Linked DNA regions of Homo sapiens: region 2 is linked to region 1. Evidence: read pairs that join two places in POLR2A ChIA-PET (ENCODE). Cell type or tissue: OCI-LY7. All regions are shown on one strand. Links, peaks and the distances in the headings refer to the core of each region. The heading gives the core; the rest is flanking DNA. Region 1 overlaps PBX3-DT (PBX3 divergent transcript). Region 2 overlaps MAPKAP1 (MAPK associated protein 1).

Region 1 (15,316 bases), core at 7,317-15,316:
TTGAGCTCAGCATGCAGTGGGCCTCGGGGAGCCCTGGACCTGCCTGTTCTTCTGCCGTCACTTCCCCTCTCCAACCGTTCTAGTACCAGATGATGCCTTTTGCCCAGGACTCTGACAAGGGCCCTACACTCTGCTATCTGTGGACTACTCCAGGGCCCTGTGCAGCTGTAACCTATCCTTGTACTCATGGCCAACAGCTGAAGTCTCATTTCCACTAAGATAGAATATTTTTCCATTCCTCTCTTACCCCCTTTCTCTTCCTTCTTTGAAAATGCAGCCAGGTGCCATGGCATACCTGTAATCCCAGCACTTTGGGAGGCCGACCCAGATAGATCTCTTGAGCCCAGGAGTTTGTGACCAGCCTGGGCAACATGGTGAAATCCTGTCTCTACTAAAAATACAAATGTCAGCTGGGTGTGTGGGCATGTGCCTGTAGTCCCAGGTACTCTGTAGGCTGAGGTGGGAGACCACTGAAACTTGAGAGGTGGAGGCTGCAGTGAACCATGATTGCACCACTGCATTCCAGCCTGGACAACAGAGTGAGATCCTGTTGAAAGAAAAAAAAGAAAGAGAGCAAGAGAGAGAGAAAGGAAAAAAAAAGGAAAGAGAGAGAGAGAAAGAAAGGAAAGAGAGAGAGAGAGAAAAGGAAGGAAGGAAAGAGAGAGAAAGAAAGGAAGAAAGAAAGAAAGAGAAAGGAAGGAAGGGAAGGCGGGTGGGAAGGAGAAAGAAAGAAAGAAAGAAAGAAAGAAAGAAAGAAAGAAATAAAGAAGGAAAATGTTTCCTCTTCTTATGAATCACTGCTTCCCAGAAATCCTATTGCTCCCACTTACCAGAGAGGACCCCTTGGCTATCAATGCAAGATGGGTTGGACTGGGGCTCACATGCCCATTGGACATTATTTTTCAGCCAGCTGCCATCCCTCCTTGAGACCAGCCTCCAGACTAGTCAGCCCACTGAGCCTCAGCTCTGCCCACTCTTTCATTCATTCATCTATTCATTAATTTATTCACATATTCATTTAACCAATGGTAGCCCAGTTCCGAGCACATAGGGCTGGAAGCATCAACATTCACAGAATGTTCCTGTAATCAGAGCTCACAGCCTGGCTGGGAAGAGACAACTGACAACATAGGCTACTTAAGCACAAAAATTTAAATGTATACAAGGTAGGAGAGACAAGGGAGAGAGTCACTATTCTCTGGGAGATTCAGCGAAGGGTTTCCAGAAACAGCTGCCTCTGAGATGGATTTTGAAGCAGGAATAGGATAAGACCAGGATCATTTAAGACAGAGGGATGAGAAGGCACAGAGGGACAAACAGTGAGGAGTGAGGCTTTCTTATAAGGTGGGAGAGAAGGCTGGTGTGATGGGCAGAGGCCAGATGGTGGAGGGAATTGAACACAGGGCCAAAAAGCTTAAATGTCATTATCTTGGTAGAGGATAGGAATGTGGCAGGCTCCATGTTGTGCCATCTGGACCTGCTTCAGTGAAGGACTCATTGTCCTGGGTGTATATTGCACTGTCTGGAGGCAGTGTTCAGCTCCCAAGCCTCTTTAGAGATTGCCTTAGCATCAGAGAGCCACCTTGTCCAAGGTCATGCTCTTCCCTGTCTGGGCAGCCCATGTCCTCTCACCGACGGACGCAAGAGTTTAAAGGCCCAGACAGCGGGTGCAGTGGCTCACACCTGTAATCCCAGCACTTTGGGAGGCCGAGCTGGGCAGATTTCTTGAGGCCAGGAGTTCGAGACCAGCCTGGCCAACACAGTGAAACCCTGTCTCTACCAAAAAATACAAAATTTACCCTGGTGTGATAGTGTGCACCTATAGTTCCAGCTGCTCAGGAGGCTGAGGCAGGAGAATTGCTTGAACCCCGGAGGCAGAGGTTGCAGTGAGCCAAGATCATGTCACTGCACTACAGCCTGGGTGACAGAGTGAGACCCTGTCTTAAAGAAACAATAAAATAAAATAAAAATAAAGGCCCAGCCGTCTTGGCTTAACTCAGGACAACTTGGAAAGGTCATTATAGTTCTAAAGCTCCACATGGGGTTGGCTGAGGCTGTCACTGGGTCTGCATTGAAGCTCAGTCTCCCCCTCCTGCTTCCTTTTCCTCTCTCTCATAGGTATTGCTGCCAAGGGCAGCATCACCCAGGCCATAGACCCCATCCCCTCTACTTCCCCAGGGATTCACTCATGGGGGACTTTTATCCCCCTCCATCTCTCCTGCTACAGACTCCTTCCTGTGAGCCATTTAAACATTCTTAGCTCTCTCTCAGATCCCCCAAAAGTACCTAACTCCACATTGCCTTCCAGCTCCTCCCTCTTTCTCTCCTCTGCTTTCTAGCCAAATTCCTCTAAAGGGCTGCCTACGCCTGTCTGTGGTCCTCCCTACCATTCATTCCTTTGTCGGTGCCATCAAGCTTCTGCCACACCCCTGGGGTTCTCACTGGGCCTCCAATCTCACCACATCATTAAATCCAGTGGACAGGCAGGGAGTGGTGGTTCACACCTGTAATCCCAGCACTTTGGGAGGCCAAGGTGGGCGGATCACCTGAGGTTAGGAGTTCAAGACTAGCCTGGCCAACATGATGAAAACCCATCTCTAGGAAAATACAAAAATTAGCCAGGTGTGGTGGCAGGCACCTGTAATCCCAGCTGCTCGGGAGGCTGAGGCATGAGAATCACTGAACCCGGGAGGCAGAGGTTGCAGTGAGCCGAGATCGTGCCATTGCACTCCAGGCTGGGTGACAGAGCGAGACTCCATCTCAAAATAAATAATAAATAAATAAATCCAGTGGACACCTTAGACCATAACTCAGTTCAACTCTTGATCTCTCTTTTTTCTGTAAAACACTCTTGGTTTCCATGCTATTGTGCTTTCCTAGTCCTTGTCTTTCTGCCAACCTAAAGACTCCTCTTTGCTTCCTTTTTTCTTTATCTGTCCCTTAATTATTAGTGCTTTGTCATGGACTCTCATTTTTCTCAGCTCTCACACTCTCCCTGTGTGATCTCATTCACTGTCATGACTGCTAATACCACCAAGACGTTAATAACGCCTATGTCTTTTTCTTTCTAGTTCAGATCTCTCTTGAACTTAGATCTCCCCTGGTCATGATGCAGGCTCCCCAGCCTCGACATGTGCACAAGAAATGTGCCACCCTCTCCTCAAACCTTCAGCTCCCTCCTCCGTGCCTCTGCCTCACTCCTCCCAGTTCTTGCCACCCAGACTGCCCAAGACCTCCCTGAGTGCCCACCTGGCTGCATCCTCCAGCTTAACTCTTCCCTCTCTCCTATTTCAGGCAATATCTGACTCAAAATTAAGTAATCTGCCAGGAACCAGGTTGTGGTGGCCAAGTCAAGAGTGTTGGGTACTTGAATGACTCCCAGGCATCATGGGAAGCAGAAATTGGAAAGCCTTCAGAACTGGGAGCTGTCCAGCTGTCTGCCCATCCCCCACCACCACACTCCTACTCCCCTCCAGGCATGGAAGTTTCTTCTTTCTGTAAGTGTTCTGTTTACAAGTGGCTTTCTCTGCTTCTTCCTGGGCAGTTGGCTAAACATGACTATCCCAGAGGTCTGGGATTATACATCCTTAACTCAAGCAGTCAGTAAACAAATCAGTGTGTTTCAGGTGCAAGGGCGAGTCTCCGAAAGATGGATTGGGTTAGTCCTGGTGAAGTGCCCATTCCTGGTCCAGTGAGCTAAGGCTCGGAGGGTTAGGCCATGGGGTAGGAAATGTAGCTATGGGGACTTATGGGGGAGGTGTGAAGATCAAGAGGAAGTAGGGTCTTGGGCTGGGGAACTATTTAAGATGTGATTTTTCCAGCCTTGAATATTCACAGAGAACAAAACTCCCAAAGGTTATAAAATTAAAGTTTATACAAATATCAAATATTTTGCCTACCTACCTATGTCATGGTTTTGTGAAGCATCATTTACTTATTTATTTCACCTTCTCTCTTTTTTCTACCTTGTTATGGTAATTAGTGGTAACACAGTAGGAAGAACGTTATAAGGAAAATATCTCATAAGCCTGTTCCTAAAAAATAAAATTTTAAAATTTTATTTTATATGTACTTGAATTGATACTTTTCTCTGTAACACAAAGTTATTAATTATAATAATGAATTAAAAGGCCTTTTGAGTCAATTTTCTTTCTGCATTTATATCTGTCCTAGAAATTCAGGGAGGAAGAGATAATCAAAAGTGTTATCCAGTTGCTCTGACAGAAGGAAGTTTATAACCTGTGCATAAGTTCTTAGGAAATAATATCACCAGGAATCTTTGATGGCCCCCTTATGGGTAAAAAAAAATAATTTTAGAAAATTTATTTTCAGATCAACATATTGTAGCATAATTCTTAAAGAAACTTTTACTTTAAATCACTTTTATTGTAAGCCTAGAAAAGAAACAGGACCAGGAGATGAACCTAGTGTTGACAAGAAGCTGGTGAGATGAAAAGAAATATACTGTGGGACCACTTGTTTTTAAGAAATGAAACTCTGGATTTATGTACCAGCTTAAAAAAAATCTCTCTAGGCACACTGTTCAGCAGCTATTTGGTCTTCTCTGAAGTTTTTAGTATGTTTCAAATAAAAGCAGATTTCTTTGTTTCAAGATAGTGATTTCTGATACCTTAGTTATTCATTTATTTAACAAATATTTTCTAGGCATCAATTATAGTAAGTGTTGTTCAGGATATAAAGTTGAATGTCAACAGACCTTTTCTTCAAGGAGCACAGTACATCGGATACATCCATGGAAGCTCCATTAAAAGGTATACATTTACACGTGTGCTCTGCTGGTGGGAATGAAAAATGGTATAGCCACTATGGAAAACAGTGTGGTAGGCAGGTCCTCAAAAAATTAAAAATAGGGCTGGGCGTGGTGGCTCACGCCTGTAATCTCAATACTTTGGAAGGCTGAGGTGGAGGATTGCTTAAGACCAGGAGTTCGAGACCAGCCTGGGCAACATTGTGAGACCTCATCTATACAAAAATAAAAAACAATTAGCTGGGCATGATGGCTTGTACCTGTAGTCCCAGCTAGTCAGGAGGCTGAGGCAGGAGGATTGCTTGATCCCAGCAGATCAAGGGTGAAGTGAGCCATGATTGCAACACTGCACTCCAGCCTGGGTGACAGAGCAAAACCCTGTCTCTCTTTTTTTTTTTTTTTTTTTTTTTTGTGAGACAGAGTTTCACTCTTGTTGCCTAGGTTGGAGTGCAATGGCATGATCTCTGCTCATTGCAACCTCCACCTCCCGGGTTCAAGAGATTCTCCTGCCTCAGCCTTCTGAGTAGCTGAGATTACAGGCGCCCACCACCATGCCCGATTGATTTTTTGTATTTTTAGTAGAGATGGGGTTTCACCATGTTGGCCAGACTGGTCTTGACCTCTTGACCTCAAGTGATCCACCCGCTTGGCCTCCCAAAATGCTGGGATTACAGGCATAAGCCACCACGCCTGGCCAAGACCCTGTCTCTTAAAAAATAAATAAATAAAAAATAAAGTTACCATATGACCCAGCAATTCTACTTCTGGGTATATACCCAAAAGAATTGAAAATAAAAACTCAAACACTCGAACATTCATGTTTGTATTAGTTTGTTCTCTCATTGCTATAAAGAAATACCTGAGACTGTGTAATTTATAAAGAAAGGAGGTTTAATTGGCTCACAGTTCTGCAGGATGTACAGGAAGCATGGCAGCGTCTGCTTCTGGGGAGGCCTCAGAGAGCTATTACCCATGGTGGAGGGCAAAGTGGGAGCAAGACCAAGAGAGAGACGGGGGAGGTGCCACATACTTTTAAAGAACCAGATCTTATGAGAACTCTATTACAAGAACAGCACCAAAGGAATGGTGCCAAACCATTCCTGAAGGACCCATCCCATGATCCAATCCCCTCCCACCAGGTCTCTCTTCCAACATTGAGGATTACAATTCAACATGAGATTTGGGTGGGGACACAGATCCAAACCATATCAATGTTCATAGCAGCATTATTCACAATAGCCAAAAGGTGGAAGCAACCCAAGTGTCCATCGACAGATGAATGGATCAACAAAATGTGCTATACACATTCAACGGAAAATTTTTTTTTTTTTGAGACAGGTTCTCGCTCTGTCACCAGGTTTGAGTGCAGTGGCGCCATCTCGGCTAAACTGCAACCTCCTTTTCCTGGGTTCAAGTGATTCTCTTGCTTCACCCTCCTGAGTAGCTGGGACTACAGATGCACGTCACTACGCTCAGCCATTTTTTTTGTATTTTTAGTAGAGATGGAGTTTCACTGTGTTGGCCAGGATGGTCTTGATCTCTCTCTCTCTTTCTCTCTCTCTCTCTCTTTTTTTTTTTAGACGGAGTTTCACTCTTGTGGCACAGGTTGGAGTGAAATGGCACGATCTCAGCTCACGGCAACCTCCGCCTCCTGGCTTCAAGTGATTCTCCAGCCTCAGCCCCCACAGTAGCTGGGATTACAGGCATGCGCCACCACACCCGGCAGATTTTTTGTATTTTTGGTAGAGATGGGGTTTCTCCATGGTAGTCAGGCTGGTCTCGATCTCCTGACCTCAGGTGATCTATCTGCCTCGGCCTCTCAAAGTGCTGGAATTACAGGCATGAGCCACCTCGCCTGGCCAATAGAATATCATTCAGTCTCAAAAAGGAAATAAATTCTGACACATGCTACTATATGGATGAAAGTTGAAGTGAAATAAGCTAATCACGAAAGGACAAATACTTCGTGATTTCACTTCTAAGAGTTATCTACAGTAGTGAAATTCATAGAGACAGAAAGTAGAATGGAGGTTGCCAGGGGCTGTGGGGAAGAGGGATTGGAGAGTTAGTGTTTAATGGGTACAGGTTTTCAGCTTGGAATGATGAAAAAGCTTTGGAGAAAGATAGTGGTGATGGTTGCACAACAATGTGAATGTTCCTAATGGCACTGAACTATACCTCACAATATTTAAAATGGTAAATTTTATGTTATGTATATTTTACCACAATTTAAAAAAAGATACACATTTATAAGGAACCAAGTGGTGTTGCGGACTTAAAAAGGGAATACTTAGTTCCTTAGGGGGCTAAGAAAGGCTTTCTCAAGGAGACACTTGAGCAGGGAGAGAACTTGTATGGTGGAAAGGGTCAGAAGTACTGATCTCAGTTCCACTCTGTCACTTAGTAGCAGACCTTGTACATGTAACCTTGGACAAGTGACATAACTCCTCAAGAGGCAGTGTAGAATGGGTGTTTGTCACAAGGATGCTGAACCAGATGACATTTTTAGTTTTTTTGAGACGGAGTCTTGCTCTGTCACCCAGGCTGGAGTGCAATGGCGCGATCTCGGCTCACTGCAACCTCCGCGTCTCCTAGGTTCAAGTGATTCTCCTGCCTCAGCCTCCTGAGTAGCTGGGATTACAGGCACATGCCACCACGCCTGGCTAATTTTTGTATTTTTAATAGAGACGGGGTTTCACCATGTTGGCCAGGGTGGTCTCGAACTCCTGACCTCAGGTGATCCACCCACCTTGACCTCCCAAAATGCTGGGATTACAGGCGTGAGCCACTGTGCCCAGCCTCAGATGACTTTTTTGTTTTTGTTTTCACTTTTTTTTTTTTTGAGACAAGGTCTCACTCTGTTGCCCAGGCTGGAGTGCAGTGGCGTGATCTCGGCTCACTGCAACCTCCTGGGTTCAGGCGATTCTCCCACCTCTGTCTCCTGAGTATCTGGGGCTGCAGGCATGCACCATCATGCCTGGCTAATTTTTGTATTTTTTGGCAGAGATGGAGTTTCATCATTTTGGCCAAGCTGGTCTTCAACTTCTGATCTCAAGTGATCTGCCCCCCTCAGACTCCCAAAGTGCTGGGATTACAGGTGTGAGCCACCGTACCTGGCCAGATGAGGTAGATGAAGTTTTTGAATCACAGTTCATTTACCAGCCATGTGACCTTGGTCAAATTAAAAAGTGGACACCTTTTTTCTTTCTTCCTCATATCTATAGGCTGTACAAAAAGTAGACGTCTTTAAGTCTTCCTTTCTTCAACTATAGATGGGGAGGTTAAAGCCCATCTCATAGGGTTGTTGTGAAGGTGTCATTAGATGTTATATGAGAAACCACTAGCACAGTGCCTGCCACAAACTAAGCACTCAGTGTCAGCAGCTTTTATTTCCACAACTGTAGCTGTACAATAGGGTTAACATTACTTGTCTTCAAAGTTTTTTTTTTTTTCTGAGATGAAATTTCACTCTTGTTGCCCAGGCTGGAGTGTAATGGCACGATCTCGGCTCACTGCAACCTCCGCCTCCCGGGTTCAAGTGATTCTCCTGCCTCAGCCTCGCAAGTAGCTGGGATTACAGGCATGTGCCACCACGGCTGGCTAAGTTTGTATTTTTAGTAGAGATGGGGTTTCACCAGGTTGGCCAGGCTGGTCTCAAACTCCTGACCTCAGGTGATCCACCCACCTTGGCCTCCCAAAGCGCTGGGATTACAGGTGTGAACCACCGCGCCCGGCCGGGTGTTTATTATTTTAAGCCAAGAAGTTTTGGGATAATTTGTTTCACAGCAATAGGTGATGAATATAGAGGAGAATCGGAGTTTGAAGCACTGGCAGGCCAGATGAGTGAGGTCTGGTTGTTAGGAGAGGTGTTGGAATTCTCAAAATGAAGCAAGAGGTGGAATTACAGGTGCAGGGCTGGCTGTGGGGTGAACTAACTAGATTGTAGAGGGTGAAAGGGTAGGAAGAGAAGAGAAAAGAAAAGGAAGAGAAAAGGAATAGGAAGATGAGGGAAGCAGATAAAGAGAAAGGAAAAGGAAGAGAAGGAGAAAGAAGAAAGGGGAAGAGAGAAAAGAAGAGGAGGAAGAGGAGGGCAGAGAACTGAGGATGAATCTTGGGATGTGGAGGACCGGGAAGCAAATGTTAGAGATTTACCTTTTACAATGGACTCTCATATTCATTGTAATGATAGTTTTTACTATACCTCAGTGTGTTAAGTCTTTTTTTTTTTCAGATGGAGTCTCGCTCTGTTGCCAGGCTGGAGTGCAGTGGCGCGATCTCGGCTCGCTGCAACCTCTACGTCACGGGTTCAAGCGATTCTCCTGCCTCAGCCTCCGAAGTAGCTGGGACTACAGGCGTGTGCCACCACACCCAGCTATTTTTTGTACATTTTTAGTAGAGACGGGGTTTTACCATGTTGGCCAGGATGGTCTCCATCTCTTGACCTCGTGATCCGCCCGCCTCAGTCTTCCAAAGTGCTGGGATTACAGGCATGAACCACTATGCCTGGCTGGTAGGTTATTACTATTATTACTGTCATTGACAGATGAGAAAGCTGAGAGGCTAAATAACCTGACCGAGGCCAAGTAGCCATTTAGTGGTGGAGCTAGGATTCAGATCCAAGTTTGCCTGATCCCAGATGCAGAGCTCTTAACTACAGGGCTACAGTGCCTACAACTGTACTCTTTCTATGTTAGACCCTGGCTTCCTTATTAATTAGGATTAAGTTTGGCTGCCTGTACTGGAAATAAGTATATGGCAGTGGATTTAATAAGACAGAAGTTTATTCCTTCTTCTGTAAGAGCCGTGTGGAAGAAGCAATCAAGGGTTGGTGTTATCCCTTAGATGGTGGCTTCATGGTGCCACCCGTGCCCCAGGTTCTTAAGTTTCTGCTTCACTATCCTAGTGCCTGACCTCCACTCTCAAGATCATTTCATGGGCCAAGATGACTCCTGGAGCTCCAGACATCAACTACAGGCTGGGAAAAGGAGGTGGGGAAAAGGCAAAAGGAATTTGTCTCAATTAAATTAGGTTCCTTTAAGTAGGCCTCTTAGAAATGACAGTCAATTAATCCCAGTTAAAGGCATGGTGCCCAACTAGACTGCTTTCACTTCAGATGCCAGCCACAAGTTCTGAGGTCCCCTGGCCACCTGTACTTCTAACCAACTGGCTGAAAATGTGGGTGTTCCTGTGACCCCTTTAGGTTCTATAATTTGCTAGAATGACACAGAACTTAGGAAAGCACTATACTCAGCATTATAGTTTAATTATAAGGGATATAAACCAGGGCCAGTCAAGTAGAGAGGTCAAGGGCAAGAGCTGGGAGGGTCCTGAATGCAGAGCTTCCATGCTTTTCCCCATGGTGTCAGGGTGTATCACCCTCCTGGCACATCAATGTATTCACCAACCAGGAAGCTTTTCTGGGCTTGGGTGTCCAGAGTTTTTATCGGAGTTTCATTATATAGACATGATTGATTGAATCATTGGCCTTATGACTGAACTCAATCTCCAGCTCCCTCAAAGCCCCAACACTCTAATCACATGGTTGGTCTTTCTGGTGACCAGCCACCATCCTGAGTCATCACTTTAGCATAAAATTAGATGTGATCTAAGGGCCTCATGAATAATAAAAACACTCTTATAGCTTGGGAGATTTCAAGGGTTTTAGATGTTACCTCCCAGGAATCCAATACAAAGACGAGAGGAATTTTTTTTTTTATCATACATCATCTCCCCCACTCTAGGAGCTCCTACTATGTGTCGGGCATTGTGCTAGGCTATTCCATCCATCCATCCATCAGTCCATCCATCCATCCATCCATCCATCCATCCATCCATCCACACATACATCTGTCATATAAGTGTTTATAGTGCTATATCAGCTTTTCTGCAAGATACAGAAAACCCAGCCAATAGGATTTTAAAACAGGAGATGAATTTACTCACAAAACTAGAAATCCAAGGGAAAGCAGTTGCTTCTTTGGCTCAGATGTTGGACCATGTCTGCAGACACCTAGGCTCTCCTTATCTTTCTACCCCACTTACCATGTTTATTTTTGTTTTGAATGAATGTTTTATTTTATTTACTTATTTTTTTTTTTTTTGAGACAGAGTCTCGCTCTGTCACCCAGGCTGGAGTGCAGTGGCTCAGTCTCGGCTCACTGCAAGCTCCACCTCCCAGGTCGACGTCATTCTCCTGCCTCAGCCTCCCGAGTAGCTGGGACTACAGCCGGCTGCCACCATGCCTGGCTAATTTTTTTGTATTTTTAGTAGAGACGGGGTTTCACCGTGTTAGCCAGGATGGTCTCGATCTCCTGACCTCGTGATTCACCCGCCTCAGCCTCCCAAAGTGCTGGGATTACAGGCGTGAGCCACCGCTCCTGGCCCTGAATGTTTTTTTTTAAAGTATTTACAGATAAAAATTAGAAGGTGGTGGGGCCGGATGCGGTGGCTCATGCCTGTAATCCCAGCACTTTGGGAGGCCGAGGTGGGTGGATCATGAGGTCAGGAGATCGAGACCATCCTGGCTAACACGGTGAAACCCTACCTCTACTGAAAATACAAAAAATTAGCCAGGCGTGGTGGTGGGTGCCTGTAGTCCCAGCTACTCCGGAGGCTGAGGCAGGAGAATGGCGTGGATCCAGGAGGTGGAGCTTGCAGTGAGCCGAGATTGCGCCACTGCACTCCAGCCTGGGCGACAGAGCGAGACTCCGTCTCAAAAAAAAAAAAAAAAGAAAAAAAAATTTAGAAGGTGGTACAGAGAGTTCCCTAATATCCCATACACTATTTCCTCTATTATTAACATCTCACATTAATATGGTACTTTTTGAAATTAATGAACCAATGTGAAATGTTATCACTAACTGAAGTGTATACTTTATTCAAATTTCCATAGTTTTTTTTTTTTTTCTTGAGACGGAGTCTCGCTCTGTTGCCCAGGCTGGAGTGCAGCGGCGCCATCTGGGCTCACTGCAAGCTCTGCCTTCTGGGTTCACGCCATTCTCCTGCCTCAGCCTCCCGAGTAGCTGGGACTACAGGCGCCAGCCACCACGCCCGGCTAATTTTTTTAAAAAATTTTTTTAGTAGAGACGGGGTTTCACTGTATTAGCCAGGATGGTCTCGATCTCCTGACCTCATGATCCGCCTGTCTCGGCCTCCCAAAGTGCTGAGATTACAGGCGTGAGCCACCGCGCCTGGCCAAATTTCCATAGTTTTTACCTAATATCCCTTTTCTGTTCCAGGATCCCATCCAGAATGCTAGATTACATCCAGTCCTCATTTCTCCTTAGGCTCTTCTTGGTTGTGACAGTTTTTCAACTTTTCTTACTCTTTATGACCTTGACAGTTACAAGGAGTACAAAGACCAGAGAAATTACTGGCCAGGTATTTTGTAGAATGTCCTTCAATTAGTATTTGTGTAATATTTTTCTAATTATTGGTCTGGGATTACAAGCTTTGGGAGGAAGACCACAGATATAAACCACCAAACCATGTTGATTTTGTCTTCATATTTTCATTTCACTATCACAGGTGGCTGCTATGAGCACTCCAGATTCAGGACTACTTTCAAAGATGGAAAGAGCCAGGAAAATGAAGGAGAGAAGAGCCATGTCTGTCCCCTTTTTTTTCTTTTTCTGAGACAGGGTCTCGTTCTTTGCCCAGGCTGGAGTGCAGTGGCCAAATTGCTGGGATTACAGGCATGAGCCAGCACGCCTGGCCTATCTGTCCCTTTTTTAAAAAATTAGCAAGGTCACCCCTCCTCCTGACAGGCTCAGAAGGCAGGGGACAGGATGCTCATACTTGTTTTAGACCTTGATTGGGACTGAGCACATTGTCTTCAGAATAAAATCAGGCTTCTATTGGTGTAGAAGGAAGTAAGCCAATGGATGGCAGGCCAACAACTGGTCATGTCGGCCCCAACTGTCTATTCTGTATGAAACTGCACCGTACTGGGTGCTATGAAGGGACATAAGAGAGGGAGCATTCTACCAAATTTTTCTAGAAATTATACATTCTGATAAATATTCTCTTTTAAAGGCATCACTTTAGAAGGATGGACTGTTATCCCACTAAATCTTTGGTAACTCAATCAAATCCATCCTTAGAAGATAAACGTTGGTCATATGTCACATGTGCTATCAACTGTAAAGACCAATTCTAAAGAGTCATTCCTGTCTGGGTGCAGTGGCTCATGCCTGTAATCCCAGTACTTCGAGATGCTGAGGTGGGATGATCCCTTGAGGCCAGGAGTTTGAACGCAGCCTGAGCACCATAGCGAGACCTCATCCATACAAAAAAAATACAAAAAATTAGCTGGGTGTAGTGGTGTGCACCTGCAGTCTCAGCTACTCAGGAGCCCTGAGGCAGGAGGATTGCCCAGGAATTCAAAGTTACAGTGAGCTATGATCGCGCCACTGTACTCCAGCCTGGGTGACAGAGCAAGTCCCACTCTCTAGAGAAACAAATCAATGAACAAACAAATAAACAAATAGATAGTCATTCCTAAAGCAATGGAGCAATGATACATTTTGAAAAGAAGCATTTAGTCAGTTTCCCCAAAGTGACAAGTTGGAGAGTGTTACCTTTTCTTAGATGTCTATGATTTAAAAAAAAATCAAATCTGTCATATTATAGTCACATCTTACGACACCTTGCCCTTGACATTTTTATGACCTAGATGAGGAAACTAACAGAGGTGGATGGAGAACAAACAGTGCAAGACTATCTAGTATGGTAGTAGGTTATGTATTACAGGCAACATATACTGAGGGAGTTTATTTATTTATTTATTTATTTATTTATTTATTTATGAGACAGAGTCTCACTCTGTTGCCCAGGCTGGAGTGTAATGAGGCGATCTCACTGCAATCTTCTGAGGGAGTTTAGAGGAGACAAAGATCAGAGAAGACAGGCATCACAGAAAAGCTTCGGAGAGGTGGGACCCAATGTGGCTTTGAAGAATGGTCTGACTGTCCTTAATTTCCCTCCTCCCCTGCCTTGAGACCTGGATTCCTCTAATATAGCTGTTTATTCTCTCTTTATTAAGCACCTAGTTACTTATTTTCATTAATTTTTCAGTTTATCTGTTAAGGTCTTGTGATTTTTACTTCATAATCTTAAATAACTTTTAAAAAAATTTTAGGAGAAATGGTAGCACTACTTTGCTCAAGCTAGAGTGCAGTGGCTATTCACAAGTGTGATCATAGCATACTGCAGCCTCAAACTACTGCACTCAAGTGATTCTCCTGTTTCTGCCTCTAAAGTAGCTGGAACTACAGTTGCATGTCACCAGCCTGGCTAAATTACTTTTTTGCACAGTGTTTTATACGGTAGTCTTTGCAGCCACATAGATCAATATTTGAATTCAAGCTCTAGTACTTACTGGCTTTGTGGTCTTGTGGAAATTTCTTACTCTCTCTCATTCTATTTCTTATTTAATAACAATCCCAAGCAGGCTGTTGTGAGACTGTAATAAGATGAAGCAAGGGAACACAGAGGATAGTGTACCCCCAAAGAAAGTGCTCAATAATGGCATCTGCTGTGATAGTCACCCTATTGATGACAGAGGCAATGGTGATGTTAATATAAACTCATGGAAAGGGATGGCCATGAAGGAACATCTGCTTGGTTTTCACCACTTTGTCACTGTTAACTTTACATGAATGTCTGCTCACCAAAAGTCAATTTCATTTCCCTTGACATTTTAATAATCACTACCTTAGAAACAGCAAAGACAGACTCGGGTACTCAGGGAACTTCTGTTCTGTCATCTGTGAAGGCATCAACCTTGTGACTCAGATTCTTGAGCAGAGATCACGCAACATTCTACATGAGACACTGGCACGAGCACCAAGAGATCCTGGAACATCTGCAATTAGTTGACAGTTATATTGAGGCTTGGAAACCAGTCTAAAAAAGTTATGCTTTAAATCAACGGCAGTTGTCAATGAGCCTGTGAAGGAATCCTTGCTAGGGTCCTCAGGCTTCTACTGCAACTCATACTGATAACAACAAAAAGAGAAGCCTCCCAAGCAGAAGGTCAGTCTAATTCAATCACTTAAGGCAGAATTATGGTATCAAGTTTCCACATCACTGAATGACCATGGGTGTAGAGGAGTGTACCATAAAATAACTGTGGGTGTTAGACATTTAACAAGTTGTTTTATTCCTAATTGCTGGCATTTGCCTAACTGTTTTCTTAATTCTAATTTATGTTTTTATGTTCCAGTGTGTTTACACAGCCCATAGTTCCCAATTGCCTTTATTTGCTTAAGTGTTTCTTTATTTACTTTTTTTTTTTTTTTTTGAAAAGAAGTCTCACTCTGTCGCCCAGGCTGGAGGGGAGTGGCACAATCTCAGTTCACCGCAACCTCCACCTCCTGGGTACAAGTGATTCTCCTGCCTCAGCCTCCTGAGTAGCTGGGATTACAGGCGCCTGCCACCAAGCCCAGCTAATTTTTTGTATTTTTAGTAGAGATGGGGTTTCACCATGTTGGCCAGGCTGGTCTCAACTCCTGACCTTGTGATCCACCTGCCTCGGCCTCCCAAAGT
Region 2 (16,265 bases), core at 4,099-12,098, 210 kb before region 1:
CTTTCATTCAAATCTGCTTATGTCAGAGGCTTCGGTAAACCACTTCCTCTCTGAACTTCAGTCTCTTCCTCTGTTAAATGCGGATAATACAGTAGTTGTATGTACTTGACAGGATTTTGAGCAGATTCAGTGAGGCACCAGGATTATTCTTTGGCTAGCTTGATGCCAGTGGCCCTGGTGGAAGGGGCTCTAGCCCAGGGTGGGACAAAAGGCTACAGGGCCTCTTTAGGGACTTCTACCAACTCTTCAGGGAAGCACCACTGCCAGTGAATGGTTGGACCAGCCTTTGCAGGAAGAAAGAGACTCTAAGCTCTTTTTTGCTTCTAATTTTACAGGACAATCAACTATAAACTTATCATCCTTCCATTCTCAAACCAGCTTTTTTTCCTTGTAACTGTGCTTCCAATGACGACACTACGATTCACCCAATGAATTAAATCAGTTGGTTCATCAAACTGTACTAAACTCCTACCATGTGCCATGTCATGAGCTAGTCACTGTAGATATGAAGATGAACAAGACTCTGCATCTGGCCTCTAAGGACTTGGCATAGTGAACACGGCACTCTCAAGTTTGGAATACTTCTTAGCCTTCCCCCTTGTTGATGACATTAAATCGGCTCCCAAGTTCTGCAGACTCTACCCACTTAATACATCTCCCTTGCATTCCTTCTCACTCAGGCCGCAGTAATGGTTTCCCAACCTTCTTCTGGCCTCCAGCCAACCACTCTTCACCCTATTGTTAGAGTGCTCTCCAGAGCCAAATTCTGGTAGATTCAAGGTATCACTTTCATACAATCCCTTCACAACTTCCTTGCAGGCTACTAGTTTAGATGCAAATTCCTTACCCCACTCTCAAGGCTTTCTATCCATCCTAATTTCTTGTCCATCTATGTCCTTTATGACCCAAACTAGACTCACTGTTCAGTGCATATATGTCCTGGTTTCCTACCTCCATGTCACTGCTGTGCCCTTCCCTTCACCCAGACTGACTCCGTCAGCTTGTCAAAATCACATCCCTCCTTTTTGATTATCCCCTAAGTCTTATCTTCTCTCCTTCTGACCCCATGATATCAGGCCCAACCAGAGTCCCAGACTGGCCTCCTTCCTTTCCCCACAATAGGGAAAGTTGCACCAGTTAACGTCTTCAAGGCAATAGGATTTCTACAATCCCCAGCCAACCAAAAACAGGGCTTCCTTTTTAAAAACTCTAGCCTTGGCCTTTACATCTCATTCAGTTAACTGTCCTTGCTCCTGGCCCAATCCTGCCCAGAACCCTGCCCTCAGGCCTGGTGCCATGCTAGGTTCCCAGTGTGTCTCTCTGAAAATCCTGCCCTGCCCTCTGATACTGCCTGCCCGCCTGGATTTCCTTGTGCATAAATCATACATTTAATTTATCTGAATTCAACCATACTTGCTAGGTAGAAAAGAGGAAAAAAAGAGGGAGACCTGACCAAGAGCACAATTTAAGCAGTTGGGAGAATTCCACTTGCCATGACTCTCAGTGATCCAATGAGCCCCAAGAGTGGGAATATGAGGCAGGAGTCCAGAAATCATCTTTGCAACTATGGAACCTTGTAAATGTGTGATAAGTGACTAACTGCATTAAATGGGTGGATGATAGTATCTCAGTCTTTCTAGACCAAGTTTGATTTTAGCATTTAAAAATATGTACTTTTAGCTGTTACGATGCTAGAGAAAAAAGCTGTGTGAATTTAATGAGAAAAATTACATTGCCTCTGATGGGCATTTTTAAAGAGATTTTTCTTTCCCACAGGTAATTTTGACAATGGGATTTTTACTCACCTGTTGCCTTTGTGATCTAACCCTGGATAAGCTGTGGCTCTTGGTACGGCCACCCCCAGGTGCTGAGCATCATCTGCTTCCCTGGTCCTTGCTGCCAGGACCTGCAGTTCCCCCGCTGTCCTTATGGCCCCCCACTGCTGACTGCCCATCTGCCCTGTTCCCTGCTGTGGGGGCCAGATCCTTCAGAGATTGGCTCCACCTGTCAACAGGGCTTCTCTCTGCCTGCCCCATCTTCCTTCTAATAACCATTGTGCCAACTGAGGTTTGTGTTTCAAGTCAGAACACAAGCCTTGGTGAGTACTTATTTATTTATTTATTTTTTATTTTTTTACGTAAGTAAAGAGGCCAGGCTTGAGGACTGCAACCTAGGAGCATAGATTTAGGTTGCCCTAAATACACTCCCAGCACTTTAATTACCACTACCCTGTCCAGCTTTATAACAGCCATTTAAGTTCTCACCTCAGTACCTTCTACTAGGTTGGTAGGACAGTGATGGTGGGGTCAAGCACTACCACCAATTCATAAGACCTTTGGAAATTACTTAAGTGCTCTAAGCACTGGTTCCTTATCTCTAAGTGGGGAATGATGATAATTTCTAACTCATGTGGTTATTATACAGATTAAATGAGATAACACATGTAAAGCACTTAGTTTGGCACATAAGTGCTCAATAAATAGCAACTATTTCTTAATACATTAATACAATTTTGCACATTTTGCCATGTTCAACTCTCAAGCTTCTTATCTTAAACAGGTAAGAAGCTGAATTATATATCCTGTTTTATTTTAAGCCAATTGTGACTTACAACCGAACATGTTGCTTCTCTTTGTGCTACAAACAAAACAAAAAGGTAAAAGCAATGGGAAAAATGGCAGAAGAGGAGACGTGGCTGTCAGCCATTTTCCTTTCTCAGAGTTTTCTTTCTTGTTAGATCTATTATCTGGGAGCTGGGCTGCCCTGCTGGCTTTCCATTTGCCTTGCTAATAACAGTAAATCCAGCAGCTTCCACTGCAGTTCCTGTCTCCTTCAGCTGACTCCCAGGCCAATCAGCATTTCCTCTCTGCTAATGTCAGATGTTCCCTGGGAAGTCCTGCTGAAAAGAAAATTTATGACTAAAGTTTCTCCAGCTTTTAACCCTTCTGCATATCCTGCTCCAGATGCAGGGTGCTCCAGAGGAAGGCTAGGTCATTCCTACACGTGCACTCCTATGTTCTTGCTGATGCTCTGCTGCTCTGACAAGGGGCCTCGGACCCCTGGAAAAGCCCAAATGAGCAGCTGCGCAGACAGATGCACACATTCTGGGCTGTACCTAATACATGGACTCAATTTGAGCTGGGTTCCTTAGCAGCTAGAGTCTCTTTTGAACTATAACTCAAAGCAGTCATATTCATACAAAAAGAGCATTAGATCACAAAATTGTGAGTCTGACTAGGTTTCATGACTGAAACTGAAAGGAGGGGACAGGACTAACATTTACTGAGTGATAAGATAATAACAGCAAAGACTTACTGGGTCCTTGGTGCTTTGCAAGGATCGCTGCTTAATTCTCACAATAATGCTATGAAGAAGACATTATTATTATTTTCATTCATAAATGAGGAAAACGAAGTTCAAACAGGTTAAGAAACTTATCAGAGAGCTAGAAAAAGTAACAGGAGGCCGGGCGCGGTGGCTCACGCCTGTAATCACAGCACTTTGGGAGGCTGAGGTGGGCAGATCACCTGAGGTCGGGGGTTCAAGACCAGCCTGACCAACATGAAGAAATTCCTTCTCTACTAAAAATACAAAATTAGCCGGGTGCGGTGGCGCATGCCTGTAATCCCAGCTACTTGGGAGGCTGAGGCAGGAGAATCACTTGAACCTGGGAGGCGGAGGTTGTGGTGAGCTGAGATTGCGCCATTGCACTCCAGCCTGGGCAACAAGAGCAAAACTCCATCTCAAACAAAACAAAAAAACAAAAACAAAAACAAACAAAAAAAAAAAAAGGAAAAGTAACAGGAGCAGGGGTGGAACCAGGTAGGTCTTCTAGAACCCAGGTCTTAACTAAGCTCCACAGTTAAGGCTATCAACCAGAAGACTATGATCTGGTTGGGACCTTATTTTATTGAAGAGGAGACTAAAGCAAGGAACTCAAAGACAGAGAATGACCAGTTTTAAGCCAATAGAGGAAGCATGATCTTCTGATCCGCAACAGCCACCTCCTGAAATAAATCCTCCAAGGCTCTCAGAAGAGGAGAATGCACTGACGTAGGCGTTCAGGAGACAATGGGGTGGTACTCCACAATCTCTTCAGTGGAACAGAGAACAATGGCTGGCTGCCGAGATTCAGGCTTGCTGGCAAAGGTGGCAGTGGTGCAGCAGCCACTGCCAGGCCCTTACAGACCTTATGTTCTTGGCACAGAAGGGTCTCATCACAGGGTTTACATTTTAAGTAAGTTCAAGCCTTTGGGGATGTCTGCATGCTGGCTCCATGGACTTTCCTATGACCTCTTCTGTACCTCTCCACAGAAGTTAGATGATGTACTTAACCAGATCAGCAAATCCAGTAAACTAATTTTTGTCCCAATTTAGAAAGAAGTAAGAATGTCAAAATGTACATGTGACAGCTGTTTGGGACTCTAATGTTATGGAAAAGCAGCTGTTTTCATTTATATTTGAGATATTAGTCATCCTTCCAATGGGACAGAGTATCCAGCTAATAGCTTATGCTTTAACCTACGGAAAATATGGGTCACAGAGACAAAGTGTTGGCAGAATCACAATACACTGACTATACTCATATAACATTTTGGTCTTAAAAAGTTTGAAAACGTTTATAAGAAACAACTATTTAATAATGATGTTCTCAGAGAAATCTGACATCCAACATGTTGAAATGAATGGTTTGCTTTTAGGAGAAAGGGCGTTTTCAAATAGACAAAGTCCACATAAGTAAGGAAAGAAAGATCCTTCTACACTCCAGAAGTTGAAAGTAAGATGTTTTCTTTTAACAAAATTTAAAAATTAACTTTAATCAAAGTAGCATATATATAGTTTTCTTTTTTCTTTTTTCTTTTTTTTTTTGAGAGTCTTGCTCTGTCACCCAAGCTGGAGTGCAGTGGTGCAATCTCAGCTCACTGCAACCTTTGCCTCCAGGGTTCAAGTGATTTCTGCCTTAGCCTCCCGAGTAGCTGGGACTACAGGCGTGTGCCACCACGCCCAGCTAATTTTTTGTATTTTTAATAGAGGTAGGGTTTCACTGTGTTAGCCAGGATAGTCTCGATCTCCTGACCTCGTGATCTGCCTGCCTCAGCCTCCCAAAATGCTGGGATTCATACATGTAGTGTTTTTTTTGTTTGTTTTTTTTGGGGGATGTAGTCTCACTCTGTCACCCAGGCTGGAGTACAGTGGCGCGATCTTGGCTCACTGCAAGCTCTGCCCGCCCCCAGGTTTAAGCAATTCTCTGCCTCAGCCTCTGGAGTAGCTGGGACTACAGGCGTGTGCCACCATGCCCAGCTAATTTTTTGTATTTTTAGTAGAGATGGAGTTTCACCATCTTGGCCAGGCTGGTCTTGAACTCCTGACCTCCTGATCCACCCACCTTGGCCTCCCAAAGTGCTGGGATTACAGGCGTGAGCCACCGCGCCCGGGCCTCATACATATAGTTTTAAGAGTAAATAATGCTGTTAAGTCCTATGATGAAAAAGAGTAATTCCCTGTCCCATTCTTGAGTCCCTCCTTATAGGCAATTTGTTTAAGTTTTTTTGTGTGTGTGATTTCTGGCACTCACCGTCCTACTTTTTATTAACATTCCCATTCAACTACTTAGATAAGTTATTATAAATATCAGACAATATCTATTAACTTACATTAGAGAGAATGAAGACTTAGGCTGTGCACTCTCTCTCTCTTTCACACACACCCACACGTCCTTTGGAAAGTGAGTTTGCTTTTCTTTTCTTTTTCTGCAATACAGTAGCTTCCTACAGTAACTTCCTCCTGCTGGGCACCCTTACGTGACTATCAATGTTTAAAATGTCTGCTTTTGGTATACTCCTCTGGCTCCCCAAGGACTCAGAAGAGATCCACATCATTACGGGAATCTGGGCGGCAACACTAATTTCAACGGATATGCATCGCCTTTCATTTTAAACACATTTACATTTTCATTTGATGATGTAATTCTCCAAGGGAGTTTAATCTCTGATAACCAAAGTACAGTGAATCCACTCCTAAACACAAAGTGGTGGCCTCAGGTGTGGGCTGGCTGAGAGACACGTGGCTACGAGCTGTGGACTGGTTTTCACTACATCTTAGTTCATTCCACAAATGTGCTAACCACCAACCCTGGGCCAGCTGCGGTGCTGGTAAACCATAAGGAACCTACCTCTCCAAAAGGAGCTTTCACTGTACTCAAGGAAAAGCGGGGGCTCTCATTCTCTTCTTTTGCAAGGTGCTTACCAGCAGCTGGCAAGATCAGTGTATTTGGAACTTACTGGGGACAGGGCCACAGTGCCTCTGCCACAAGCCTAAGTGGCTGAGGGATACTGATCTCTGGAGAGGATTAGTGTCCCTTCCCAGCTTCCATGGCTGGAACATGGCCTGTTTCCCTTGATGGCCACTGTTGATGGAGTCATTTACTGCTCATGAATTTACCCAGCCCTTTCTGCCCTGTCCACTTCTCCCTGCCTGCATCAAGGAGGGGTGCTGGTAGCCCAATTAGGAGATGCGTGGAAACGAGTGGAAAGAATGAAGTTATGCCTGAGCCTGGGAGCCAGAGAGACTCCCTCTAGGAGGGGAACTCCCAAACCTGAGGACTCAAGGAAGTCTTTTCAGTTAGAAAATGGAAGGACCGCCAGGCACAGTGGCTCACGCCTGTAATCCCAGCACTTTGGGAGGCCGAGGCAGGTGGATCACGAGGTCAGGAGTTCGAGACCAGCCTGGCCAAGATGGTGAAACCCCATCTCTACTAAAAATACAAAAATTAGCTGGGCGTGGTGGCACATGCCTGTGGCGCCAGCTACTTGGGAGGCTGAGGCAGGAGAATCGCCTGAACTCGGGAGGCGGAGGTTGCGGTGAGCTGAGATCATGCCATTGCACTCCAGCCTGGGTGATAAGAGTGAGACTCCGTCTCAAAAAAAAAAAAAAAAAAAAAAAAAAGGAAGGACTAGCAGGGCGCAGTGGCTCACGCCTGTGATCCCAGCACTTTGGGAGGCCAAGGCAGGTGGATCACTTGTGGTCAGGAGTTCGAGACCGGCCTGGCCAACATGGCGAAAACCCCTGTCTAAAAATACAACTAAAAATACAAAAATTAGCCGGGCGTGGTGGTGTGCACCTGTAATCCCAGCTACTCGGGAAGTTGAGGCAGGAGAATCCCTTGAACCTGGAAGGTGGAGGTTGCAGTGGGCCAAGGTTGCACCATTGCACTCCAGCCTGGGCAAAATGAGTGAAACTCTATCTCAGGAAAAAAAAAAAAAAAAAAAGAAAGAAAGAAAAAAGAAAAGAAAATGGAAGGACTAACAAAAGCCAGAGCAAGAATTCCTATCAAATGTGTTTTATTGCTTTGTTTATTAGCCATCTCCTCTATTAGAATGTTAGCTCTCTGAGTTCACCCAACTGTCACCCTTATATCCTTATTCACTACCTGAAATGTAGCCAAGACTCTACTGAAGGATAAGTTAGGTTTCAGACACACTGTACCTGAGAGATCTGCATGACCCTCAGGGATTCTTAGACTTCAGTTACACATTATCTTAATTCACACTGTTCTGCTATTAAAAGTAGTGTGCCAAAAAAAAAAAAGAAAAGAAAAAAAAAGGCGAAAAAAGAAAAGGAAAGCTTAAGTTTTGCTATGATTTGATATTTCTGTGATTATGTGGTGACAGTTTCCAGGAAGATTGAGGAGTTCCAATAGACCACCTTGTATCTTTTGCAGCACTTGGGCTTTAATCACATCTCACTGACTTTCTGTTTGAAAAATTGGTTCGATGACACAGTAGAATCTACACACCTAGCTGCCTGCCATACTGTGATTAGTAGCTAGGTAACCAGAGAGGTAGATGCTGATACGTCCTCTCCCCAGATCTGCCTTACGGTGCTAATCCAATGCCATTTTCCTGATTTTAAGTCTTCTTTGTCTCAGGACATTATTGTCATGTAAGGCAGAAAAAGAAATGCCCTTACTGACTAGCTATTTTTCTTCTTTTCTTTATAATGCACTTAAAGCTGTTGCAGATATGCGGCAGAAAGTGCCACTACTTATAATTTACTCAAAAAGAAAGAACTATGCAAAATTACTATTGGAGTTGTTTAAAATGCCTTTTACATTGCTTATGGGAGTAAAACAGCTCCAGTATCAGGCCTCTGTAAGCAGCAGAACAGGAGTTGGGTGGTTCAGGCCCTTGGTTTCCTGTGGTGGGGTAACTCTACTAAAGCAAGGGTTTTTTCATAGAAAGTAGCTAAAATCAGTCTTGGTAGAGAAGAATTTTCCTTACAGCTACTAATAGGATAAACACATCAAATGGCCTGACCGAAGAAAGAGGGACTTCTGCTTCCTCTGGTGCAGACTGAGACTCTTCATGGAGGCTGGAGAGATGTAATGGGCACATGCAACACTCTAATCCTGTCTGTAATTATAGAATCATTTTCATTTTCAAAATCACATGGATATTTAAGTATACTTCCTCTTTTAAATGTTTTCTGAGAAACAGCAACAGGGTCTGTGAGCTACTAAACTGTGAACACAAAGACTTTTAAAACTTACTTATAAATGTGTTTGTTACAGGCAATTACAGTTTGTTCACATTATTTCCAGAATCTTTGGCATAGGAAATTAAATTTGCAGACATAAGCTATCTGATAAATAAGGCTTGTGACCATTAATCCATCCCTATAGATATATGGTATGGTTCACTTATTAGTAAAAAAAATCATTTGAGTTGACTCTCTGGGTCTAGTTTTCTCCTTCTTCAAAATAAAGTGTGCTTCCAGCAGATTCTAATTCAAACACAATTCAAAGGCTCATTCTACCACAAGGTAAAAACTTTCTATAGACTTAATTCACTGGAAAACAAAAGGTGCAGGCAAAGGCCAAATCATATGGATAGAAAAGGAAGTAAACCAAAACCTAAAGAGAAAGCCAGGTTTTATGGCGTGCCTGGCATGATAGTGGCAATAGGGATGATGGCAGCTGATGTCCACTGAGCGCCTACTATGGACTAAGTGTTTTACATGCATTCAGTTAAGACAATAACCCTGCAAGATAGGTATTATTACCTCTATTTACAGAAAAGACAACTGAGGTCAGAAGGGGCTGATGACTTCCCTAACTTCACAGCTTGTAAAAGGGACAGGTGGCCTGGGGACTGGGGTTGGTTTGGTTCCAAAGCCCATGCTGTTTCCACTGAGTCTTGCTGCCACCCCCAGCTGAAGCAGGGACATTTGGTCTCTCTAGAGAGAAAGGCAACAGCTTCCACTGAGCCGTGGGCCCCGTAACCTTATCCAGTAGAAGGAAGCACCACAGTGTCTAGCAGTACAACCTTTGGCCATTTGGCTTTGAGTCCTTACTCCCCTACTAGCTGTGCGACCTCAGCAAGTCCTGCAACCTCTCTGAGCTTTAGTATTCTCACTTATAAAATGAACATGACAACTGATTCAAATAGTTGTTTTAAGGATTAAAGTGTAATGGAAAAAAGTATCTGGCAGATCACCTGGCCAAGTGTGAGTATTAGTAAGTGGTGATTATTATACCTGTAACTGTAAATGCAACTTAAAACCACAGATCAATGGGAGAAACTATGACCTCAAAGATGTTATTTAACAGACGAGCTAATAACAATAAAATAACCTAGTGCTTTTTATGCTACAAGAATACATGTTTGTACATTCAGAAATTCATATTAGTATCAACAGTATCTAAATGATGTATTTTTAATTTTTGTGAGTTTTCCCATTTTATTATGAGTATTTTTAAACCACAGAAAAGTTGAAAGAACTGAACACTGAGAACCCATATACCCATCACCTAGACCTATAGTCAACATTTTACAATACTTGCTTGATCACATATCTATCAATCCATTTTTTAAAATGTATTTCAAATCAAGGAGGAGACATTACTACATTCACTCTGAACTACTTCAGCATACATAGCATTAACTGAAGCTCAATATTTGTTTAAGATTTTCTTTTTACTTTTAGGTAAAATTTACATGCAATATACACACAAATTGTACAAATACAATTTGACAGTCTGACAAATGTACACACTTGGCAATTGCAGCTCCCGTCAATATATAGATTCCCAATCAATATACAGATGATTAGCTTTACTCCAGAAAGTTCCCTCATCCACATTACATTTTAAGTGAGGAAGCTGTGGTGTACGGAAAAAAAAACATTGGGCTCAAGAATCAAAGGGTCTGGGTTCAAATCTCACCTGTATTACTCATTAGAAATACATACAAGTGTGCACACACACACTCCATGTGCTCTCTTTCTCTATATATTTATATATCTCCTTGGTTTTCTACCACAAAAAAGAGATAATGCCCATCTCACAAGGTCTTTTGTAAAGGTTAAATACAAAAATACCTGGAATACAATAAGTATTCAGTAGATGTAATCAAAATGGAATCATTACCTTGGTACTTTCTACCTCTCTCCCACCTCTCTCCAATCTGAGGATATTGTCTTCAAAAAGAAAAGTAAGGACACACACACAAAAAGCAGTTGCAAAAGAGATGAGGGGGAAAAAGGCATCTCTCTGCATAGGCAGTAATCTCCCAATTTATCCACTCTGACTTCAGCTAATTAAACATCTGTCTCAACGGCCTCCTCAGCAAATTAGTCATCCCCACTTTGTGACATTGATTGTTGGTTGCAGCCTTTTCCCCACTTGCTACCATTCCCAGAAACTTCTAGGAGTTTACTCACCAGGCACATGGCAAGGAATGATGCAGGGTCCACATTAACCCCCTACAGTTGCCCTTGGTGCCACTGCTGTTCATAATGCTGCCAGGCGTGTCCTTAGATCTGCTGCCCCAAAATAAACCGGTTAAGGGGTAACAATGTTTTTGTCTATATTTGTGACTTCCAGATTATGATGCATTTTCTAAGTGCTATGTACATGTACCAGACTAAAGTATTTAATAAACATTTAACTAAAAATCTGTTTTTTAAACTAGTGTTGATGACAAAGCAATCAGGTAACAGAAGTTCTCAAATAGGAGGTGGATTAAAGTCTGGTAAATTATTAGACAGCTTTTTCTGAACATATAAACAAAAGCTTTGCCGGTGCTCAAAGGGCCAGCAGGCAAACAAGTGAAGCTGTGTGGCTTGGATGCGTGATCCATTTCTCTACATGATGGGGTGTGTGTGTATGTGTACGCATACACGCCTGCTTTGGCAGGAAGTGAGGTGGGGACGAGCTGTATTCTAAACTATAGAGCACATCTTAAAAATGGTATTCTGAAATTAGGCTTTTTCTCAATTCTTTTTCCCATTAAAATAGTCGTGACTGACCAAAGAACTATCTTTTAGAAAGATAAAATGGCTAATAAATACATTTAAAAATACTAAACGACACTAAAGACCCAGAAATGCAAATTAAAATGAGATACTGGCTGCTAACCATCAGTTTGGCAAAAATTAAAGGCTGATAACATTCAGTGCTGGTAAGGAGCTGGGGAAAAGGGCATTCTCACATACTCTTGGAATGTCAAAGAATGGGCATAAACTTTTTCTTTTTTTTTTTGAGACAGAGTCTTACTCTGTCACCCACGCTAGAGTACAGTGGCACGATCTTGGCTTACTGCAATCTCTGCTTCCCAGGTTCAAGCGATTCTCCCTGCCTCAGCCTCCTGAGTACCTGGGATTACAGGCACCTGTCACCTAATTTGGCTAATTTTTGTATTTTTAGTAGAGACGAGGTTTTGCCACGTTGGCCAGGCTGGTCTCAAACTCGACCTCAGGTGATCCGTCTGCCTTAGCCTCTCAAAGTGCTGGGATTACAGGTGTGAGCCACTACGCTCGGCCAGGCATAAACTTTTTGAAAGGCAATTTGTTTTCCTCAACATTTTAAATAAATATTTGACAAGCAATCCATATTTAAAATCTAGCACAAATATGCAATCTAGCACAAATATTCAAACAAGATTGTTCACTGCATGTTTTTGTAATACTGAAAATTTGGAAATAATCTAAACATCCTTCAATAGAGAGCTAAGTTGAACAAATTATTAGGAAGATAAAATGTGTGGTCACTCTAATATAGAATAATGCTTATGACACATTGAGTTAAAAAAGTAAATGCAATATCATATATGCTGTGTGACATAATTACCCTAAAAACCTTAACACATATGTATTTTTCATGAGTTCACTTAACAAGCATTTACTGAGTATACTATTTGACAGGTACCTTGACAGATGTTGAATATGTAAGTGATTTTAAAAATAACAAAAACAAAAAACAGGAATCCTGTCCACATGAAATGTATAACCTATATGTATATCTGTATGTGAACTGAAGAAAAAAAACCCAAAGGATTTACACCAAAGGAAGTTATAGGAAACCTTCATTTTTTACTTCACACATCTCTAAAATGTTTGCTTCTTCCCCAACAAGTATTTAATTTTATTTAAAAAATATCTTTAAATGCCACTACCTTCTTTTGATATTAACTCCAGGAGATCTGGCCACAGATCAAAGCTATTTCAATTCTCCCAAACTGTGCATTTAGCTCTAATGAAAGAAATCAGATGTTACCATAGTGTCCATCCCTCCATTTCCCGATGAGTAGCTTCTACTCTTCTGCACACCTTAATTCAGGGCTCCACTATCTGTTGGACAGATTTCTTGAGAGCCTCTGCATTGGTGTCTCTGCTTCATGTTCTTTGGCCTCTAATTCATTTGTACAATGCAGATGAGTGTTTTCTAAGAGAAATTCTGATTATATATTGCCCTTCTTTCAATAGATCCCCTCTGCCATCAGAATAAAGTTCATATTCAACACAGCTTACATACGGACATGACCTAGCCCCTGACGACCACAGCAGCCTGAACACTCTTTCCCATCCCTCTTTACCTGCCTAGTTTCTATTCATCTTCAGATTTCAGCTTGGGATGGTCTTCCCTGACTCCCCAGGATGGAACTAGGGCTCCCTGCTTCCCATGTGCACCCAGGCCCTATACTTACTTCCATGTATCCCTTGTATGGTATTATAATTGCCTGCTTATCCCAACTAAATAGAAAGCTGCTTGAGAGTAGGAACGATTTCTTGGTCTTTACAAAATTCTTAGTGCCTACACAGTGCCTGTTACAAAACAAGCTCCCAGAACATAAATGCACTTCTATTTTTAAGCTCACTTATCAGGCCTGGCCTGGTCGGATCTGGCCCTGCCTAGTTTCTGTAGCTTACCCTCTGCCCTCTTCCTGCTCCAATGATTTGGAACTTCTATGTTTTGTGACTACATCTCAAAACATGTTGTCTCTTCTACTTAGAATGTTCTTCTCATTTACCCATCTGACAAAGTTCTAATTAATCTTCAAGGAGCCATCAAATAAATCACCCCAGAGCATCTTTTCTCAGTCCCCTACCCAACCCAGTAGTTTCAAGTAGGACTCCCTTACCTGTGCTGCTTTAGTAGCTTATATACATCTGCTTGACAATTTACCACATTTTAATCCCTCTTTTTACGTGTACTCATTGGGTTTTCCACCTGATTTCCAGTGCAGCATGGCACAGAGCAGACAGCATGGCACAGAGCAGGCAGCATTTGATGACAGATGAACTAAACAGGGCATCTCAGAGCCACACAGAGCTTAAGAGCACAGATAGCCCTTTCCTCCAGTGCCTTGATTAATCCTCACTCAGCCTCTCCCATGTTAGAGTTGAGGAAAGCGAGGCTTAGAGAGGTTAAGTACATCATTACACTCATATACACTTTCCAGAATTTCTTAATTCTGAGATAGATTTTCATTTTTTAAAACATTTATAAAATCAGGATGCAGTTTACAATCAATATGTACACGTAATGTAGAATTATTTCCTGAGAAGCTATTATTAAATTGGCGGTGCTCTAGAATCAGACCCTAGTGAACCCAGGAGAAGGCTGTCTGACTTCTAAGTGTGTGTGTGTGTCTCCCATACCACCACACAGCCTCTTGGGGCATATGTCTTTTTTCTTCCTTTCAGTCTGCTTTTTCATTAATCGAATCCACACTTATGACTGCCCAGATGATATGAATGAATAGATTTTATAATGGAAAAGGAACTTCTGAAAGATTAGCGACTAGCAGGAAGAGTAAATGCTGGTCAAACATAGTTTTGGCAAATGATATATTTCAAGTTTTTCTGAGGTGGCAGTTGCGAGAGCTCATAACACCCTTCTAAAATAATTGGGTCTCTAAAGTGGTTCCAAAAGATTTTTGCTTGACATAAATTCTCTAAATTTCCAGGCTTTCTAGATAAAATAGTTGACTGCAATGCCACTATCTTCAACGTGCTGTACTCTATATTTGGGAAGATCCATCAGGAGCCTCAGAGCACTCCAGACAGGGAGAGGCTCAGGTGAGATGGAACAGTAAGATAAAGAGGCAGAGAAAGGAGGCAGGCAGGAATATTGAAGTCGGAGCTCCTTGCCCGGGGCACTTCTGAGTCACACATTTAAACACTTTAGCAGCCCTAATTTACTGTAGCATTTTCCCAATAGGTCACTGGATATAGAGTGTCAGGTCTCTGTTTCCTATTCATCCCCTATGCATGAGTGGCATCAGCATGATTACTTATTCTTCCATAAGGAGGAATAATTTTCTGCAGAATTTACTGCTTTTTGACAAAGATCACTTAAACAGTTCTATTTTCCATTTATTCATTCATTCATTCATTCAGTGTTTATTCTTTTAAGGATTATCTGCTACAGCATAAGGAAATCACAAATTTGTGTCCCTGGCTTACAAACTCTACTTTGATAGAAGAAAGAATACTGGATTTTCTGTACCAATTGCATGTGAAGTAGGACTCTCTGTTCAACCCTATAGCCAGAAGATTCTTTAGCTTACATTAGCCTTCAGAGGGCATTTCAGGCTAGAAGGGTGTTAAAAACCCTACTCCATCTAAAATATATATGGGTTTCCCTTTTCCACAGGGCAGCTTAGGACAGGTGTATGTTGCTTTAAGAAAGCTAGACATAAAACATTAAAACTGACACCAATACAGACAAATTGTGCAATTACAAAAAGAATTCCTGGCTTTATATCCAGAGTCACCACAGGGTTCCTTTAAATGCTGCACTTCCCTCGTGCATTTAGATCTCAGAATCAATGAACATTTCTGTTTACAGAATTTTAAATTTGTTCTCCCATTAGGGTTCTAATAAGCAACATGGTACAAATAAAAAGAGTATGGGCTTTGAGGTCAAAAAAGCCTGGGCTCCAATTTAGATTCACCATTTACTTACTAAGGAAACTTGGGTACATTTAACCTCTTAGAGCTGAGGAAAGTGAGGCTCAGAGAAGTACATCATTACATATACAGTTACCATAGGTCCTTAATTCTAAGATGCACCTCTTTTTTCCTTTAACATTTCTAAAGCCTCATCTTCAAACCAGGCATAATAAAATCTACTTTCCAGGGATGTTGTACAGATTAAATGAGGTAATATTTCTAGGTACACCAAGGCACTCCATTCATTAGCTCCCATGTCGTTGGAAGGGGTCCTCCTTTTGGAAAGACCAACTCCTCCCATGGCACACAAATCCCCTTTAAAATAACTCCCCCTCCCAATACAGAGTCTTGCTCTGTCACCCAGGCTGAAGTGCAGTAGTGTGATCATGCCTCACTGTAGCCTTGACCTCCTGGGTTTAACCAATCCTCCCACATCAGCCTCCCCAGTCACTGGGACTACACGCATGTGCCACCATGCCTGGCTAATTTTTTAAATTTTTTGTGGAGACAGGGTTTCACTATGTTGTCCAGTGTGGTCTCAAACTGCTGGGTTCAAGCAATCCTCCTGCCTTGGCCTCCCAAGTGTTGGAATTACAGGTGTGAGCTACTGTGCCTGACTAAAATACACTTAATAAATAATAAATTCATCTGTATACAACTTTCTCAGTCTATCTGGCATGAAAGTAAGGCCTACTGTGTGTGGTATTATGGAGACTGACCCTGCTGCAGCCAGTCTAGTACAGCAGGTCCACAGTGGGTCACAGGCTCTAAATTCCGCACCTCCCCATGGCCTTGAGTGCCCAGGGTCTCTTCCTGATCTGTATCCCTCTGTCATAAGGCAATCATCAACTCTGTATTTTTTTCTCCATTTCTTTCAAGTTCTTTTATTTCTTTGTGTTCATACTCTCTGTATGTCTCTTATCCTCTTTGGGCCTCAGTGTATTTCACAGTGGTTAAAAATTTGGATTTAATTCTATACAGAACTGAAAGTCATTGAAGAGTTCGGAGCAGATATGCTCTGACTCATATTT

The links. ChIA-PET counts read pairs that join two places held together with the same protein. Peaks named below come from ENCODE experiments on the same cell type or tissue, not always from the same donor. Only the 100,000 strongest peaks of a DNase experiment are listed, where the experiment ranks them.
Region 2: POLR2A ChIA-PET joins it to region 1 with 16 read pairs; 2 of 35 experiments call an interaction of 5 or more read pairs at or near these places.

What each region holds. Positions count from the first base shown.
Region 1 is chr9:125,729,305-125,744,620 of GRCh38, forward strand. PBX3-DT (PBX3 divergent transcript) reads right to left here. Exons shown (of 2, transcript NR_122032.1): 2 at 14,450-14,633. Among named protein-coding and RNA genes, the nearest start is that of PBX3-DT, 9.0 kb to the right of the region's middle. In OCI-LY7, for the core only: no CTCF peak of the experiment used is centred there; no DNase peak of the experiment used is centred there.
Region 2 is chr9:125,521,929-125,538,193 of GRCh38, forward strand. All of the region lies in intron 7 of MAPKAP1 (MAPK associated protein 1), which reads right to left. Among named protein-coding and RNA genes, the nearest start is that of MAPKAP1, 180 kb to the right of the region's middle. RefSeq lists enhancers at 5,870-5,929, 5,980-6,029, 8,303-8,462. In OCI-LY7, for the core only: no CTCF peak of the experiment used is centred there; a DNase peak (open chromatin) is centred at 8,343; H3K4me3 peaks cover 1,280 bases; H3K27ac peaks cover 1,612 bases.